3 separate regions of the Mus musculus genome follow, and regions 1 and 2 are each linked to region 3. The links are chromatin loops, found by intact Hi-C in ENCODE. Cell type or tissue: left cerebral cortex. All regions are shown on one strand. Each heading gives the region's core, and the rest is flanking DNA. Links, peaks and the distances in the headings are about the cores only.

Region 1 (5,763 bases), core at 463-5,462, 77 kb after region 3:
GTGTCTGTAGAGGCAAGAGAATTATGGGTCTAGAGCAGCTAGCAGGTGGGTGCCGGAGAGGAAGCTGGCTGTGGTGGGGAAGAGATATTGAAGGACTACAAACGGTGGGTGGGCTGGTAAGCTGGGTCACTGCCCTCTGCCTGGAAGCCGCTGGAGTTCCCTGGGCACCCTGTTGCTGCTGTTCTAGGTTTCTTCCTGTCCTGGGGGAGAGAAAGTGTGGGCTGAGGCAAAGATGGCAGACCACCCATCTCCCTCTCAGACTGCTTTTAATGCCGTTTCCGAAAATGGCTGCCCTCCTCCAGATGATCTTTCTTCTCTGCCTCCCCCAACTCTAGGCTCCCCCACAGGCGTGACATGCTGGTGTGGGGAGATGGGGGAGTACCCGCCTTTATAGTGCCTTCTCTTTGTCAGAGTGAGGTGGCTTTCAGTACCATGAGTCAACCTAGCCACCTGCAGCAGGCAGGAGCTAAGGTCACTCTCCCTGCCTATCTGGGGCCCCCTTAACTGTCACAGCCCTCACTCCTGCCAGGACGCCTTGTACACTTTACTACTGTGAGGTAGTCAGGGGCAGAAAGGCAGGCCTCAGCTCTGGCTGCCAGGACATTGTTAGAAAGACTCTGGTTCTCCCTGTTTTACAAGGGTTGGCTACACCTCAAAAAGGCTAAAGGATGGCACGTGGCCACTCCTTCATATCCCCTCCCTTCATATCCTCCTCAGGTCCACTGATGGAAGCAGGTTAAGAGTAGGAACCCTGGCTTGATGTCCTTGGGCCCCACTTAGGAGTATTAGCCTAGCATGGAGTCAGATCCTAAAATGTAAGGGTAGGTAGAGGAGGGGCTTGCAGCAAAGGGATTTAAGACATGGAGGTTAGTGTCCATGGTCTCCTGGCACCTAGGCTTTAAGAAGGCCGTTTCTCTGATGGTTTTGTTCACTGCCTTTGGTGCTTAGGCAGCGCAGACAAGCAGTCACACTTCAGTGTGTAAATACTGGGAAATGAGTAAAGGCAATGTTACCCTGGCTGGGGGAGAGAGTGTCCCCCTGCTAACGAGGGTGTTAGAAACAGCAGTTTCCAAAGGTGTGAGTCACTCTGTGATCTGAGTCACATGTGAGGCTTAGCATAGTCTGGGGGACAAGGACAGAGAGATCTGGGGTCCCCGGTGGCAGAAAAGACTCCAAACTCCCATACCCCAATTCAGCTGGCTGGAGACTGGAGCCTGTTCCCCATCCTAGGCTCCTGACCCAGCTGTCCTCAGCCCGGGCATCATGCCTGAGGTGTGGCGTAGGAGAGACTGTGAAGCTCAGGTGACCTCACTCAGTGCACTGACCTTCGCCAGCTTCTGTGTGTGTCTGTCAGTCCACAGTGCCATTTCGCTCAGAAGGGCCTCTCGGGGGTCCTCAGGCTGGCCCCAAGGGCCTGGGCCTCTGCCTAGCCCCAAGAAGTAGGCCACAATCTTCAGCCAGAAGCTGAGACGGAATCATGGAATGGTTCATGTCAGAACGGGAAGACATCATCTAGCCCAAAACTTTCATTTTACAGATGGGGAGACAGAGGCCCAGAGAATAGGCATGACCTGCTGAAGGTCACACAGGGAGTCATTTAAGGACTGCAGGATCATCAGGAGTGGGCCTGGGCTGTAGAGAGTAGGGCATCAAAGACTGGCCCTGGGCTCTTTCAGGAACAAGGAGCCCAGCACCGGTCCAGTGGCTGTGATGGGAAAAGATTATTACAAGATTCTTGGGATCCCGTCTGGGGCCAATGAGGATGAGATCAAGAAGGCCTATCGGAAGATGGCCTTGAAGTACCACCCAGACAAGAACAAAGAGCCCAACGCCGAGGAGAAGTTTAAGGAGATTGCTGAGGCCTACGATGTGCTGAGTGACCCTAAGAAGCGGAGCCTGTACGACCAGTATGGTGAGGAAGGTAAGGAGACAGAGCACCAGACCCCGTTTGTCTGGAGCCCTGGGTGAGCCCTGGTTCTCGGAGCAGCAGCAGCGTTGAGGGAGGCAAGTTCCCTCACTTACCTGGCCCCGACTCACTCTCCTCCCCACCACACTCTTCTCCCTCCCTCATCCCCTTCTGGCCCTAGAGAGGCCTGGACACTGTGCCAGAGGCCTCCCCCTCCCCCCACCTTCTTCCCTTCCCAGCCTTATTAGTCCTGCCTGAAGTGCCCGCTGCTTCATTGGCTGATCAGAAAGGTTGGGGAGAGAGAGAGAGCCTGTGACTCTCTGAGGACGGCATTTACATTCATCAGCATAAAAAGTCTGGCCCCTGACTAGCCAGCCAGCGAATTAACTCCTAGAGTTCTGAGTGGAACCGGTTATTGCCACCCCCCCCAACCCCCCTTAGGATGGCAGAGGAAGTGGCAGGGGTCCAGGAGTGGAAGGGGAGATGTTGCTGGCATCTTACCCTCTCCCTAGGGCAGCTGGTGGCCCTGCACAGGGAGGGCAGCAGGAAAGGCCCAAATAAAGTCCCTGGGAGGGTGGCTCCTCCCAGCACATCCCACAGGCATGATGCAGCTGCTAATTCTGGGCCTGCCCCTCGGGGCGCCTGCCACCCGCCAGCCATGGGCACCTGTCAGGCTATATTAAGAGACATTGTCACAGCTGAGGACTCTCCTTACTGGGAAGAACTGTCCTTCCTCCTAACGACATCCTCCGCTCTTTCATTGTCCCCTTCGCTTTCCCCAGTCTACCCTCAGAATGAACCAGGCTAAATGACATGTACTATTCCTGATTAAGTGCAGGGGCTCAAGAGAATGTTCTTTGTGTCACCTCTTCATGTTGTGTCCTGCTCATCTCTGCCTCTCTCCTCCCTGTGCCCCATCTTCCCGACCCCCCCGCCGACCCCCCCGCACCCCCACCCCCGCTTTAGTCTCCATGCTGCGAGCTCATCCCATTTTTCCCTGATTATTCCCAGACTTGTCAATTCTCAGAGAGACCAGGCACCTGCTCAAATCCCCAGCATCCTCCCAGCTAAGTTGGGAGGATGGGAAGTATTGGGAGTGGGAAAGAAGGAAGCAGTGCGGGCACCACACCCCCGTGTGGCCAGTCTCAGAACTGCATTCGCTCCTGCCCTTAGCCCAACCTTTGATAGGAAGATGGGAGAAGCTACCCAGAAACTTCCTCCCCCACCTCAATCGGGACAAAGCCCAAGTGAAGGCAACACTCAGACTCGGACCCTAAGCCTAGACACTGAGTTCTGGGGTAGATCAAGTGCACTGTGACCCAGGGAAAACCTCTGAGACTGAAGGAAGGAGAAGTAGCCTTGAGAAGTCAGTTATATTGCCGTCCACCCTGCCTCTTCCTCAACAGCCAGCCAGAATCATTGTACCAGAGTTTGTGTGCAGCACTGGCTTGGCTTGGGACAAGTTGTTCCCTGCTTGAAGTGGGGTGGGTGGTGGAGTAGGACTCCCCACAGTGAGAATCACCCCCCTGTTGTCATCTAGCCAGCCTCCTGCTCTCTCACCAAGCTCTGCCTAGCTTCTTATACTTGCTTCACAGCTGCCCTTCAACAGGGAGAAAGAGCAGACCCTCTCCCCCAAGTCTTAAGAAAGGGGTTAAGAGGCAGCTGCCACGAGCCCCGGAGTGCCTGCTACTTACATGGCCTCTCTAATGAAACCCAAATCTGTCCTTGTGGCCCCATGAAACAAAACAAAACAAAACAAAACAAAACATCATTTAAGCCCAGGTTACCAAGACAAATTGAAATTTTAGATAAAAGGCCTCACAAAAAGCTGAGAATGTAGCCTAGTGCTAGAGCACTTGTCTAGAGCAGCGCACAGCCCTAAGTCCCACCCCCAGCACTAAATAAACAAGCCTCAGTGAGAGAGGCCCTTCCTCTAGCCTGGACCCCACCCCTGAATCTACAGGTCCCAGATCAGTCTGTGTTAATCCACATCCTTCCTACAGCTCCACCAAGCGTCCACCATCAAAGCGCCATCCAGAAATCCAAGTCCCTCTGACAAGAGGGAGCAGCTGGGTTATCCCTTGCTTGGTGCCATTGACTTGTGGTGGTTGCTCCACAAGTCAATGTGGGATACAGGGCTGGTATGGTGTTACTCTAGGGCACTGGTCCATTATAGTCTGTGTCTGTACAATATGGGAATGACAGTCCCTGAAGCTGTACAATACTAGATCACAATATGCAAATAAAGTGACTGGTATTTTTTTTCTAGAGAAAATAGCTCCTCATTTTCTTTTTTTGTTTGGGTTTTTTTTTTGTTTTATTTTGGTTTTTGTTTGTTTTTATTTTTCGAGACAGGGTTTCTCTGTGTAGCCCTGGCTGTCCTGGAACTCACTCTGTAGACCAGGCTGGCCTTGAACTCAGAAATCCGCCTGCCTCTGCCTCCCAAGTGCTGGGATTAAAGGCGTGTGCCACCATGCCTGGCTCAGCTCCTCATTTTCATGTCAATGAGTTTTCTTGATTTTTGAGAACTCTTGATTTCCAGTTTGAGCAAACTGTAGGGAGAGAGGAAGCAGAGTGGAATTAGGGCTTCCTCCTAAACTGTATCCACACTAAATTCAGGACAACTCACTGATTCGCCTCCTCTGTGGCCAAACCCTGGCTGTCTCGTAGAGATATGGGAGTCAGGTGTGGCCAACAAACCAACCTTTATGAGGCGTCTTTGGACTGTGAGTGGGAATAGTTATATAACTTAAGTCATGTCTTCTAAGTCTCCCAGTCCTGACTTTCCCATGTATGGGTTAACTCAGCTTGACGGGACTCTCAGGATGCAGCTTGTCTTGGTTTGCTTTTTGAGACGAGGTCTCAGTATACAGCCCAGACTAGCCTAAAACTCTCAATCCTCCTACTCAGACTTTATAGAGTACTGAGATTACAGACATGCAACACCATGCCATGTACACATTCCTAAATAGATATCCAATTGAGTAGAAATTAACCTCGTCCAAAGCCTTTCTTATTCTGTCAGCGTGGTCCTCTCTGGGGGTTAGAGACTGCTTGCTTCCCTCAGCCCAGGAGCCAGCATTTAGTGGCAGAGGGAAGGGACTGGGGTGGGGCGAGGATGGACCACACTGCCCCTAACTTCTCGTCCCCTTTAGGCCTCAAGACCGGCGGTGGTTCCTCAGGTGGTTCCGGTGGCTCCTTTCACTACACCTTTCATGGGGACCCTCATGCCACCTTTGCTTCCTTCTTTGGTGGCTCCAACCCCTTCGATATCTTCTTTGCCAGCAGCCGCTCCACTCGGCCCTTCAGTGGCTTTGACCCTGATGACATGGATGTGGATGAAGATGAGGACCCATTTGGTGCCTTTGGCCGCTTTGGCTTCAATGGGCTGAGTAGGGGTCCAAGGCGAGCCCCAGAGCCACTGTACCCCCGGCGCAAGGTACAGGACCCCCCTGTGGTGCACGAGCTGCGGGTGTCCCTGGAGGAGATCTACCATGGCTCCACCAAGCGGATGAAGATCACAAGGCGGCGCCTTAACCCTGACGGGCGAACTGTGCGCACCGAGGACAAAATCCTGCACATTGTCATCAAACGAGGCTGGAAAGAAGGTACCAAGATTACCTTCCCCAAAGAGGGCGACGCCACACCTGACAACATCCCAGCCGACATTGTCTTCGTGCTCAAAGACAAGCCTCATGCACACTTCCGCCGAGATGGCACCAACGTGCTCTACAGTGCCCTCATCAGCCTCAAGGAGGTGTGTGTGTGTGTGTGTGTGTGTGTTCGCACGTGTGTATGTATGTGCTTGTGTGTCTGTCTTTCTGTCTGTTAGAGGGTGATAGGAATCATTTCCTGCC
Region 2 (5,763 bases), core at 463-5,462, 89 kb after region 3:
CATCATCAGCAAATCTGCCCTAAAACTCCTAAAAGGTAGTCCTTCAGGCTGATATAAAGGAAACTACAACTCTACACAAAGAAATAAAGAGAGCTAGTAAAACTCACTATACAGATAAAGATAAAAGTGTAGATAATTTATCTTACCCCACGTGACTGCTCAGAAGGTCTCTAACTCCAGTCTCAGGAGAACCAATGCCCTCTTCAGCTCTCTTGGGCACTGTACACATGTGGTACACAGACATACATGCAGGCAAAACACCCATACACATAAAATTAAATGTTAAAAAAGATTAGAAAAAAAGGTTCCTGTATAAATCAGTGTTTATAAATATGAGCTAATGGATGCACATTCTAAAAAATATTTTATGTCTCAAAAGGACATACATATATGCACATACACATACACATGAACCCACACATGGGCAAACATGCATACATATACAACACACATATAAAGGTGGGAAAATACAAAATTAAAATGGATAAATTTAAAAGAAGAGAGACCTTAAGCTCTGTATAGATAATGAGAAAGGTGCTGGGTTGGAGAGATGGCTCAGAGGTTAAGAGCATTGTCTGCTCTTCCAGAAGTCCTGAGTTCAATTCCCAGCAACCACATGGTGGCTTATAACCATCTGTAATGGGATCTGATGCCCTCTTCTGGCATGCAGGTGTACTACAGGCAGAGTGCTGTACACATATTAAATCTTTAAAAAAAAGAGAGAAAGATGCCCTGAGGGCAATATCCCAGCCATCACAGAGCCTACTTGGGAAAACAAAATTCACTTGACAGGAATGAGCCTGGGATAAGGATGCCACTGAAGGGGCTTGCTGGAAAATAACTGCTTAGCACGCGTGTTTCTAAACTTAGTTCCAAGCTACCCAGAGAACTGTAGCTGTGGTACATATCAAACAGGCAGCAGAGTTGACAGCGAGAAAATACAAGTTTCAAAGAAGAGTGCCTAGTAGCAGAGACCCTGTTGGCATAGCTGAAGGGAATCAAGGGCTAACAAAAGAGCAAGGACCCATCAGATCTCTGGGCAAGCCAGATGGCTCAGTGGGTAAAGGTCCTGGCTGCCAAGACTGACAACCTGAGTTCAACGCCTGGGATTCTCATGGTAGAAGGAGGATCAATTCCTGCAAATTGTTCTCCTACCTCCACGTATACTGAAGTAAATAAATAGATGCGATTAAATAATGTTCATTTCAAAGGTAGATGCGTAAAGAGATTAGTGACAGTACATGGACAAGGGCAAAGTGGCCTTTGTGACAGAGGTAGAGACTACTACTCTTACACTAAGTGAGAGATGAGCAGAGAAGCCAATGAACAAGAAGGTGAAGGCGGAGGTAGAATGTGGCATGGGAAGGGGGGGGGGTCTCTGGAGGATCCCCAGACCTCTGTGGCTTGTTCATCTATGTGGTTTCTATTGTGTGTATCTGACAAGTTCATAAATAGGATGCTGTTGAACAGGATCACACAAAGAAACTGTCAATTGGTTTTTGAGAGTGTCTGCAAGAAGGATGGAAGGCAAAGAAGTCAGAAGGCTCAGGTGGTGGAGCTGTGAGAGCCTGGGCACACTGCAGAAACAGACCTGTAGGAACCTGGGGACATGGCAGAATCAGAGCCTTGGGAGCCTGGGGACACTGCAGGGACAGAACTGTGAGAGCCTGGGGACACTGCAGGTACAGAGCTGTGTTAGCCTGGGGACACTGCAGGGGCAGCATCTTTCCTAACCTCCTAAAGGATGGGTCAGCCTCCACCCTTGCTTCATCAGATCCTCCCAGCAGGTAACTGCTACAAGCTGCCTTCACCAAGAATTCCGCCCCCCTCCCCCATGACTGGCTGCAAAACAACAGAAGTACCTGCTGCAGACAGGGGCAGCATGGGGACAGGAAGACCTCACTAGTGAGAAGTCAGTCACATTCTCCCGTCTCTGATCCACAATATTCTTTTATTCTTCCTGCCAGAATTTTTTTTTTCACAAATTCTGAGACATTGGCCTTCACCACTCATCTCAATCCCGCCTGCGCTGGGGCTCTACACTGGCATGGGACACGCTAAGAAGGGTACAGAAGAGATTACGGAACACCAACCTCCATCCCCACCCACCCCAGGAGCAAGCCAGTCCTGAATCTCATGAGCTGTTTTCTGGTAAGCTCACTCCAAGGCTCGGTCACATGTGATGGAGATGGAGCAAGCAAAAGAAGTGCAGAAGCTGACTGAAACGGTCTTGTGTGGTAAGCATGGGGGTGGGGGGTGGGGAACTGGCCTGGCCAATGACAGCTAATGACTCAGTTATACAATAACATTGTATATTTCAAAGTATTTTCTTGTCCGTTATCCCATATGCTCTTTATAAGCATACTGTGAAGGATACAGGCCAAGAGTATCTCAAGGAGGAATCTCAGCCTCGGGGAAGTTAAATTTGTCCAAAGTCAAGATTCAGAAAGCCGATCTTAGTATGTTGGTTCTATTGCATGTCACACTGCCACCTGGTGGACATTCTCCGGCTCTACAGTTCTTTCATTTTCAGCCAGGAAGCTGGTACTCTGGTTACTGGCTTCTGCTTTTAGCTTCCTCACTGAGATGTGTTGTGCTGACAGAAATAAGCTCTAGCAATGAACATTCTTACAGACTGTGAACCCCGAGAAGAGGGAATTAGGTTAACCCTTGAGAACTCGGAGCTGAGCGGGCAGATCAATAATGCCCATTCGCTGTGTATTCTTCCCTACATACTCAAGCTCAAGGACAGGACATGAAAGAAGAATCACGACAGCAAGGGTTTCACCAGGGTAAGCTGACTCTCATAGCTGTGCTGGGATGAAACCACCATGTCAATCAAAAGGGGCAAGAAGCCCCTCAGCAGGCAACATCCAGTGTGTGCCCTATGTGAACAGTTACAGACCCAGGGGCTGACAAAGGCCAACACACAGACTCATTGACAGAGAAGATGACATGCCATGCTGGCCTCAGTGTGGAGGCAAACCCAGCTGATGAACATCCGGATGCTGTGGTGGGTAAAGTCATGGCCCTAGCGCTCTCTGCATTTACTCAACGCGTTTGCTGAAAGGTTAAATGGCACACACGGATCCTGAGAATGACATCAGAAATGCTTTAGCTTGCTTAAGTGATTGGGGGAGCCAGAGAGATGGCTCCACAGTTAAGAGTCATGGCCATTACTTCCAGGGGGCCCAAGATCAATTCCTACGCACACATCTGTAAGTCCAGTTCCAGGGAACCCAAGACCCTCTCTGACCTCCTTGGACACATACAGGCACGTGCACACAAGCACACATGCAGGCACGTGCACACAAGCACACATGCAGGCAAATCAGCATACACATAAATGTAAAGGATGAGGAAGAAAATGAAGGAGGAGAAGCAGCAACAACTGGCCATTCAGAAGGATTGCCTGAGCTGAAGACCAACGTGAGCAGTTAGACAAGCTAACTGACCAGTGGTACATGAAGCGCACACTGACACAGGGGGCGTCCAACTACACTGAGTTCACACACATCCTTACCCATGCAGCCAAAGACAAAGGTGACTAAGAAGACCTTCAGATTCCTGTCAATCACTCATTGTTGCCACTTTGGGCATTTCTGAGATCTTTTTCCTCGTAACACCCTTTGCATGCCCTTAGATGAATAGTTTTTTAATTTGTATTTATTGTCTTCCATGGGGTACACGTGTATCTTTACAATCAGACTAAAATGAAGCTGTCATTTTCAGAATAGAAAGTAGGGTGACAACTTACCAGTGGGCTTATCACTCTCAAATATCCTCAATTCATACAAAACCAATACAGTTTTTCAGAAAAAAATACCCATCATTTTTTTTCTGAACAATAATTAAACTTTATGGGTAAAAACATAAACAAAAAGAAATGAAAGAAAGGTTTGGAATCAAGTCTCATTCTCTTCTGTTTACAGACACTATGTAGGAATAATGTGGTTTTCTACATTTAATTAATACATTTGTGGTTTTTCTCTGCAACTCAAAGTTTGAAGATGTTGAACTTCTATGCACTTACTCTCCTCTGAGTCTATAGTCCCAGCTACCCAAGAGGCTGAAAAAGGAGGGCTATGTTAGCTCAACAGTGTGAGGGCAACCCACAGAACACACACACACACACACACACACACACACACACACACACACACACACCTTACTTCAGCTCTGAGAGGCAGGAGCAGGACAATCTCTACAGATTCCAGGTCAGCCTGATTTACACAACAACTTCTATGAACTACACAATGAGACCCTGCATTTAAAAAGTCTAAAAGATAAAAAGCTAGGAATGATGTTTCAGTCCAATAATCCCATCACTCAAGAGACTGACGCAGGAGAATTGCCATGAGTTTGAGACCAACCCGGAATATATATTAAGTTCCAGAATAGCTACAAAGGGAGACCCTGCCAATATAAATTGAATGTGGCGGGTGAGGGGAGAAATAGGGAGGAGGGCAGAAGTCTATGTTCTCACACTTATGCACTAGAGGGGAGGGAATTTCCCAAAAAAGCACAAACAAGCAAAAAACCCTAAAATTAAAAATAGAACTACCATATAACTCAGCAATACTACCCTTGGGCATAATCACAAATAGCTCTATCCCCTTTTCCAGAGATATTTGCACATCCACAGCTTTTGTTGCTCTATTCACAGTAGCAAGGCCATAAAATCATCCTATATATTCACCAGCAGAAAAATGAATAATGAAAATGTTGTACATACAGTACTGGCTGGTTTTGTGTGTCAAGTTGACACAAGCTAGAGTCATCAGAGAGGAAGGATCCTCCGTTGAGAAAGTGCCTCCATGAGATCCAGCTGTAAGGCATTTTCTCAATTAGTGATTAGTGCAGGAGGGCCCATCCCATGATGACTGGCGCCATCCCTGTGCTGGTAATTCTGGGCTCTCTAAGGAAGCAGGTTGAGCGAGTCATGTAAAGCAAGCCATAAGCAGCAGCCTCCATGGCCTCTGCATCAGCTCCTGTGTTTCCACCCCGTCCCCCCGTCCCCCCCCGTCCCAGCCCTGCTTGAGCTCCCGTCCTGACTTCCTCCAATGATGGATTGTGATCTGGAAGTGTAAGCCATGTAAACCCTTTCCTACCCAACTTGCTTTTTGGTCATGGCATTTCATTGCAGTAATAGAAACCGTGACTATGACACATACACACAATAGAATTTTACTTGTTCATAAAAAAACAAGCAAACAGCTGTGCACTTATGCACACAAATATGCATGCACATACAAATAAAATTTTAAAAAATTCTAGAAAGTGGATGGAATTGGAAAATATAGGGAGCAAGGCAATCCAAGCTGTGCTGGATAGTTTTATGTAACGCAGGCACGAGCCAGAGTCATCCAAGAAGAGGAACCGCAGTTAGGAAAATGACCCCACAAGATTGGCCTGTGCATTTTCTTAACTGATGATTGATGTCAGAGGGCCCAGGCCATTGTGGGTGGTGCTGCCCCTGGGCTGATGGTCCCAAGTGCTGTAAGAAATCAGGCCTAGCCGGGCGTGGTGGTGCACGCCTTTAATCCCAGCACTTGGGAGGCAGAGGCAGGCGGATTTCTGAGTTCCAGGATAGCCTGGTCTACAAAGTGAGTTCCAGGACAGCCAGGGCTATACAGAGAAACCCCGTCTTGAAAAACAAACAAAAAACAAACAAACAAAAGAAATCAGGCCAAGCAAACCATAAGAAGCAAGCCAGTAAGTAGCACTCCTCCATTGCTTCTGCGTCATCTCCTGAGTCCGGGT
Region 3 (5,763 bases), core at 219-5,218:
ATCAGGCGCAGAATTACAAACCTTTCCCTATCTTGGATAAACTCAAGTGGTGATTCGGTGTCCAGATGAGGGTGTGTGGTTGTCTCCAGGGGCTGCAGCGCCTGTGATGAAAGCTGCTGCCGTCGTCGATGGCATCTTCCCTTTGTGCTTTCCTACTCCCTGGGCATAGGGCTTCCTGCAATAGCTCTGTTCCCTGTTCATTCCAATCTGGCAACTGCCAAGATGGGGGCTAAGAGCAATACCATAAACTAAATCATCTGTACTGGGGAGATAGATCAAAATCATAGAACAGGGTTAGGCATTACACTGTTAAATCTTTTTTAAAAAGATTTATTTATTTATTCTTATGTATGTGAGTACACTGTAGCTGTACAGATGGTTATGAGCCTTCATGTGGTTGTTAGGAAATGAATTTTTAGGACCTCTGGTCAACTCTGCTCATTCAGTCCCTCCTCACTCCGGCCTAAAGATTTATTTATTATTATACATAAGTACACTGTGGCTGTCTTCAGACACACCAGAAGAGGGCGTCAGATCTCATTATGGGTGGTTGTGAGCCACCATGTGGTTGCTGGGATTCGAACTCAGAACCTTTGGAAGAGCACTGACTGCTCTTACCTGCTGAGCCGTCTCACCAGCCCACATTGCTAAATCTTAAAAGCGTAATTTTAATGTGTCAGGCAATGACTGATACCCAGTATTGAAGCAAGAGCCATCCTTTCCTGAGACAGAGAAAGTATGAAATGGTGTTTTAACAGGGATACTTTCTGTTCTGGAAATGTACAGTGGTGACGGCCATACTGAGTGTCCTTTATGCTTCTGAACTTCGCACTTACAAACAATTAAGGGGCAGCCATGGAACTCAGTAGGAGAACCTTTGCCAGCGGATGTAAGGCTTTAACTTGACCCCAAGCACCAAAATAACATAATGAATGCATGAATACCAAGAAAAGTTATTAAAATGGTGAGTTTATTTTATGCTAAGTATATCAGCAAAAGGAAAAGTATTTTTAAAATTTTGGTCATGAGGACTTTTTATCTTTTTTACTACTTACAAGGAAGAATATTATGGAAATTATTTGATAGATGAATTAATGAATGTTTTTCTCAAACATCTCTTACCAATTTTTAGATTAAGGAAAATTTCGGAAAAGTCACACTTGAACATGTGATGGACTCAAGCCATTTCCACATCTTTTATGAATTTGCAAATATTAACGTGCAGGAATGAGTGTACTCACTCACTAGCAAGCGTCAAGTGAAAAGCAGCGTTAGGTTTGAGTCTGGAATATCCTCACGGTCTCACACTTTTGCCTCTGGAGACCTCGGGAGGGGTTCACCAGTGCAGGCCTTTGCAGGTTATAGGTCTGGTTAGGCTCTTTCTCTACCTCCTGGCCCACCACCATGGGAACAGCCACTGCCTCGTGTTCCCATTGCCACAGACTGATCCACTCTGCCATGCTCCCCCACTCTAGAAACTAAAACTGTAAGTAAGCCAAGACAAATCCCACCCTCCTATTCATCAGATATTTTGATCCCAGTGAGACAAAAGCAACTCAGATAATCAGTGCAAGTCAGCGCTTTAGCAGCAGGCCCACATGCCTACAAAGTAGCAGGTTTCTTTTACTGTTGACAAACCTCAATCCGAAACTCAAAGTATTCCAAAATCTGAATTTAAAAAAAAAAATTCTAGCATGATACCACACATGGAAGATTACATATCTAATCTTACGAGACAGGTCATAGTCAAAACACAGGCACATTATACAACCCTGAATCTACATCTATAAGGTACCCACGAAACCTAAGTAAACTTCAGGGTAGACTAATGCATATGTGAATACATTTAGAAACCCACAATCTTCTGATCACAGACCTTCATGTAGTTAGTCTCTATAACTTTTTATTTGAGACAGGGTCTCAACGTGTCACCCAAGCCAGCCATGAACTCATGGACTTCCGCGCCCTGCTTCTAAATGCCAGGAGTGCAGACGTGTTCTGCCAGCGCATCCCATGGTGTGTTATCGCTTTCCGTCGACAGGCTCTGGCTTCCAGTGGCTTCTGTTGCCCTCTAGGCTTCTATGGCCTTGTTTTTCTGACTTCTACCCAGGCAGAAATCAACAAACTCTGCAAGCCTTGCACCCGCTCCTGCTGGTGCACCATTTCCTACACAGAGACCTGCAGCCGCTGGGTCCTCACCACACCACCAGGACTTTCTGCTGCACGCTCCTCTGTACTGGCTTCTCAGGAGCTGCTCCTCTGTCTGTCTCGGGGCTGAGGAGTTAGAGCCGTGTGCTAGGGCAGAATGTTTGCAGACTGCCCTGTGCTGTGGGCTTCTGTGCTGGTTTGCTACCCGTTGGCAGAAGATGTCTGTGTGGAGAGCACAGGGGATACAGAGTTCCTGAAGAAGTGTTCATGCAGTGGACACAGCGAGGCCACTTTTAGTCCTGTGTGTGTGTGTGTGTGTGTGTGTGTGTGTGTGTGTGTGTATCATCATGGCTGTCAGTTCATAGGTGCTGGGGGTCACATAGCCTTGTAAAGAAAAATCTGGGCAGACACTCCACAGATGCCAGTGTTGTCTCTCCACAAAGGCCTTTGGAAGGATTCTGCTACATCTCACATTCATAAAACATGAGTGACACTTGAGATGTTCTAAGGCTTTGGGGACAGAGGTACATGACCACTTTCACACACAAGCCTTCTGGTTAATGCATTGTGCACAGTCCAGTACACACTGAAGTCATTAGGCTCCTTAAAAATGAAAGAACCTCCACTGGACTCTAGAGGGCAGCAAAAGCCCACCTAATATTCCTCCTCCTGGGCTGAGCCGCACTGAAGAACCTTTCCAAGGTCATCTACTGCAATGGCTCCCAACCCTCATGTCAAATCTTGGGAAGGCTGTAAAACTGTTTTTATTCGGGACTTAGATCAGACTCAATAAATTAGAATCTCTAGGGACAGGATCCAGCAACTTATCATTTAAGTAAATAGTAAAATTAAAATCTTATGCATTAGTAAAATTAAAATCTTATGTGATGCTCAGCCCAGGGAGTGGCACTATTAAAAGGTGTCGCCCTGTTGGAATAGGTGTGTCACTGTGGGTGTGGGCTTTAAGACCCTCATCCTAGCAGCATGGAAGTCAGTGTTCTACTAGCAGCCTTCAGATGAAGATGTAGAATTCTCAGCTCCTCCTGCACCATGCCTGCCTGGATGCTGCCATGCTCCCGCCTTGATGATAATGGACTGAACCTCTGAACCTGTAAACCAGCCCCAATTTAATGTTGTCTTTATAAGAAGAGTTTTCGGTCATGGTGTCTGTGCACAGCAGTGAAAACCCTAACTAAGACAATAGGGTACTAAGTTATTTATACATATCTAACATCAACTGATCTCCAAAAGGAGGAAATTAAATTATGTCCTTATCTTTGTTTGTTTTGAGACAAGCCCTGGCTTTTCTGGAGCTCACAATACAGACCAACCTGGCCTCAAACTAGAGATCCGCCTGCTTCTGCCTCCCTGGTGCTGGGATTAGAGATATGCACCACCACACCCAATTATGGCCTTATCTCCACACTCAATCTGTGGTTTACTGTCAGGGGCATGGACTTGTTTGTGGACATCCTAGGAAACCCAAGAAACTTGGTTAAGAAACTTCAATAGGATTCACACAGGGCCAAAGATCACAGCTAGGACATGGGACCCTCATCAAGGTCAGAATCCTTCACAGTGGAAAACGTTATAGGAAGCCGGGCGTGGTGGCGCACGCCTTTGATCCCAGCACTTGGGAGGCAGAGGCAGGTGGATGTCTGAGTTCGAGGCCAGCCTGGTCTACAGAGTGAGTTCCAGGACAGCCAGGGCTACACAGAGAAACCCTGTCTTGAAAAACCAAAAAAAAAAAAAAAAAAGAAAGAAAAGAAAGAAAGAAAACGTTATAGGAAAACAGGCGGGAAGAGAGAGGTACAACATACCAATACCAAAGGGATGATGTATTTGTAATATGAACATTTTAGTGTCTACAAACCGACAGTTTAGATGAAATGGACTATTATGGCTTTGATATTATTATACCTCAAATTTTGCATATCAGAAAACTAATTGACAAGGCAACAGTATTAGGACGATAGGCTGCTCTCAAAGCAATCATGGAAGCTCTTCCTCGCTCTTCTACTCCTTTGCCCAATGAGGACACAGCATCGACTGCCTTTGCTCTCCTGGTTCCCACAGTGCTAGTACACAGCATGAAGGTTTTCATTAGAGTCTGGAGTTTTCAGCTCGGACCGCCCAGCTTACAGCTGAGAGAATACATTTCTATTCTTTATCATTTCCCCTGTTTGGCATTCTGTTCTAGCAGCACAAAAATGAGTTATGAGATGAACTGTTTACTTTTCAAATAGAGGATTTAGCAGAAATAGACAACCTGCATAGCTATCCGGATACCTTCCTAAAGAAATCACTTTTTTTTTTAACTTAAAATCTCACTGCAAAATATTGCTGCTGCAAAGGAAATTTCAGACACATATTTGCTCACTGTTGGATCCTATAAAATATTAAAGAAGAAATAATATCACTTCTAAATCTAAATCTAGATTCCACATATGACAGAAAGCACAGCATTTATCTTTCTGAGTGTGGCTTATTTCTTTTAACATGAGTTCTACTTCCATTTCATTGGAATTTCATTTTATTTATGGATGAAAATGTAACATATTTTCTTTAACCATTTATCTGTTGATGGACGTCGAAATCAGTTCCATTTCCAGCAATGGCTATGGGAACATCTCTGTCATAGGTCTTGGAGTCCTTTGTGTGTATTCCTGGGGTGGTATAGCGGGGTCATATGGTGGACTTAATATTAGCTTTCCAACAATGCTTTTCTGTGTTGCCCTAGAGATTCTGACCAGTTAGTTCAACCAGACAGAAAAGAAACAGAAGGGAAGTGTCTGAAGGGAAGAAACAAAATTGCCCTAGTTTGCAAATAGCATGAGTAAACAATGCACGGACTCTTGTTTTCTTTTGTTTGTTTGTTTGTTTGTTTGTTTTGTTTTGTTTTTAAGTTACCAGAGCCAGTAGGTTATGAGCTGAAGAAAGTTGACAGATGCAAGATCACTGTGCAAAAATCAACTGGATATCCGTGTACTTAAAATAATCAGAAATTGATTTTTTTTTTAAATGGTTGCTCTATGTTGCCCTGGCTGTCTTAAAACTCACTCTGTAGACCAGGCTGGTCGGCCCCAAAATCACAGAGATCCGCATCCCTTTGCCTCCTGAGCGATGGGATTAAAAGCATGCACCATCCTTCTCAGCAGAAATAGGGGGAAGAAATGCCAATGTCACTTACATGTATCCAAAATTAAGATAGAGTTAAATCTAACCAAAAAGAAAAAAATGTAAAAGACTCACACTGAAAGCTACAAAATCCTGCTGGAAGAGCTTAAAGAGTAAACACACATCCCTCATAGGTCACAAGACCTAACACTGTTCCTCAAAGGAGACTCAGGGAAATTCTCAAGGAAAATCCCAGCAGGCCCCTTGCATGATTGATCGTCTGACTCTAAAATTCAGGGTAGTACCAAGACCCCAGAACACTAAAATCTACTTTTAAAAAAGACTAATGCTTGAGTCTGGTTTCAAAACTAAAGTGTAGATCAAATCTCTGTGGTACTGACATGAAGACGGACCCCAGGTCTGTGGAACTGAGATGGAATGGCCCGACTCTCCCTAGATCGAAGACAGGTTATACATCACTAGATACCGTTAACTACT

The links. A loop is a pair of places that touch in the nucleus more often than their neighbours do. Peaks named below come from ENCODE experiments on the same cell type or tissue, not always from the same donor. Only the 100,000 strongest peaks of a DNase experiment are listed, where the experiment ranks them.
Region 1: it touches region 3 in a loop (5-fold over the local background); 38 of 42 quality-filtered maps call a loop at or near these places.
Region 2: it touches region 3 in a loop (7-fold over the local background); 36 of 42 quality-filtered maps call a loop at or near these places.

The regions. Positions count from the first base shown.
Region 1 is chr4:42,951,465-42,957,227 of GRCm38, forward strand. It overlaps Dnajb5 (DnaJ heat shock protein family (Hsp40) member B5), which reads left to right. Exons shown (of 5, transcript NM_001355438.1): 3 at 1,677-1,921; 4 at 5,062-5,663. Among named protein-coding and RNA genes, the nearest start is that of Dnajb5, 4.5 kb to the left of the region's middle. In left cerebral cortex, for the core only: CTCF peaks have their summits at 3,051 and 3,932; DNase peaks (open chromatin) are centred at 1,069, 1,539, 2,167, 2,534 and 4 more places; H3K4me3 peaks cover 3,751 bases; H3K27ac peaks cover 3,280 bases.
Region 2 is chr4:42,963,014-42,968,776 of GRCm38, forward strand. No RefSeq gene overlaps it. Among named protein-coding and RNA genes, the nearest start is that of 1700022I11Rik, 4.1 kb to the right of the region's middle. In left cerebral cortex, for the core only: CTCF peaks have their summits at 659 (motif pointing left) and 2,509 (motif pointing left); a DNase peak (open chromatin) is centred at 2,482; H3K27ac peaks cover 277 bases.
Region 3 is chr4:42,874,310-42,880,072 of GRCm38, forward strand. It overlaps a transcript of Phf24 not described here. Among named protein-coding and RNA genes, the nearest start is that of Fam205c, 3.0 kb to the left of the region's middle. In left cerebral cortex, for the core only: CTCF peaks have their summits at 549 (motif pointing right) and 2,794 (motif pointing right); a DNase peak (open chromatin) is centred at 2,797.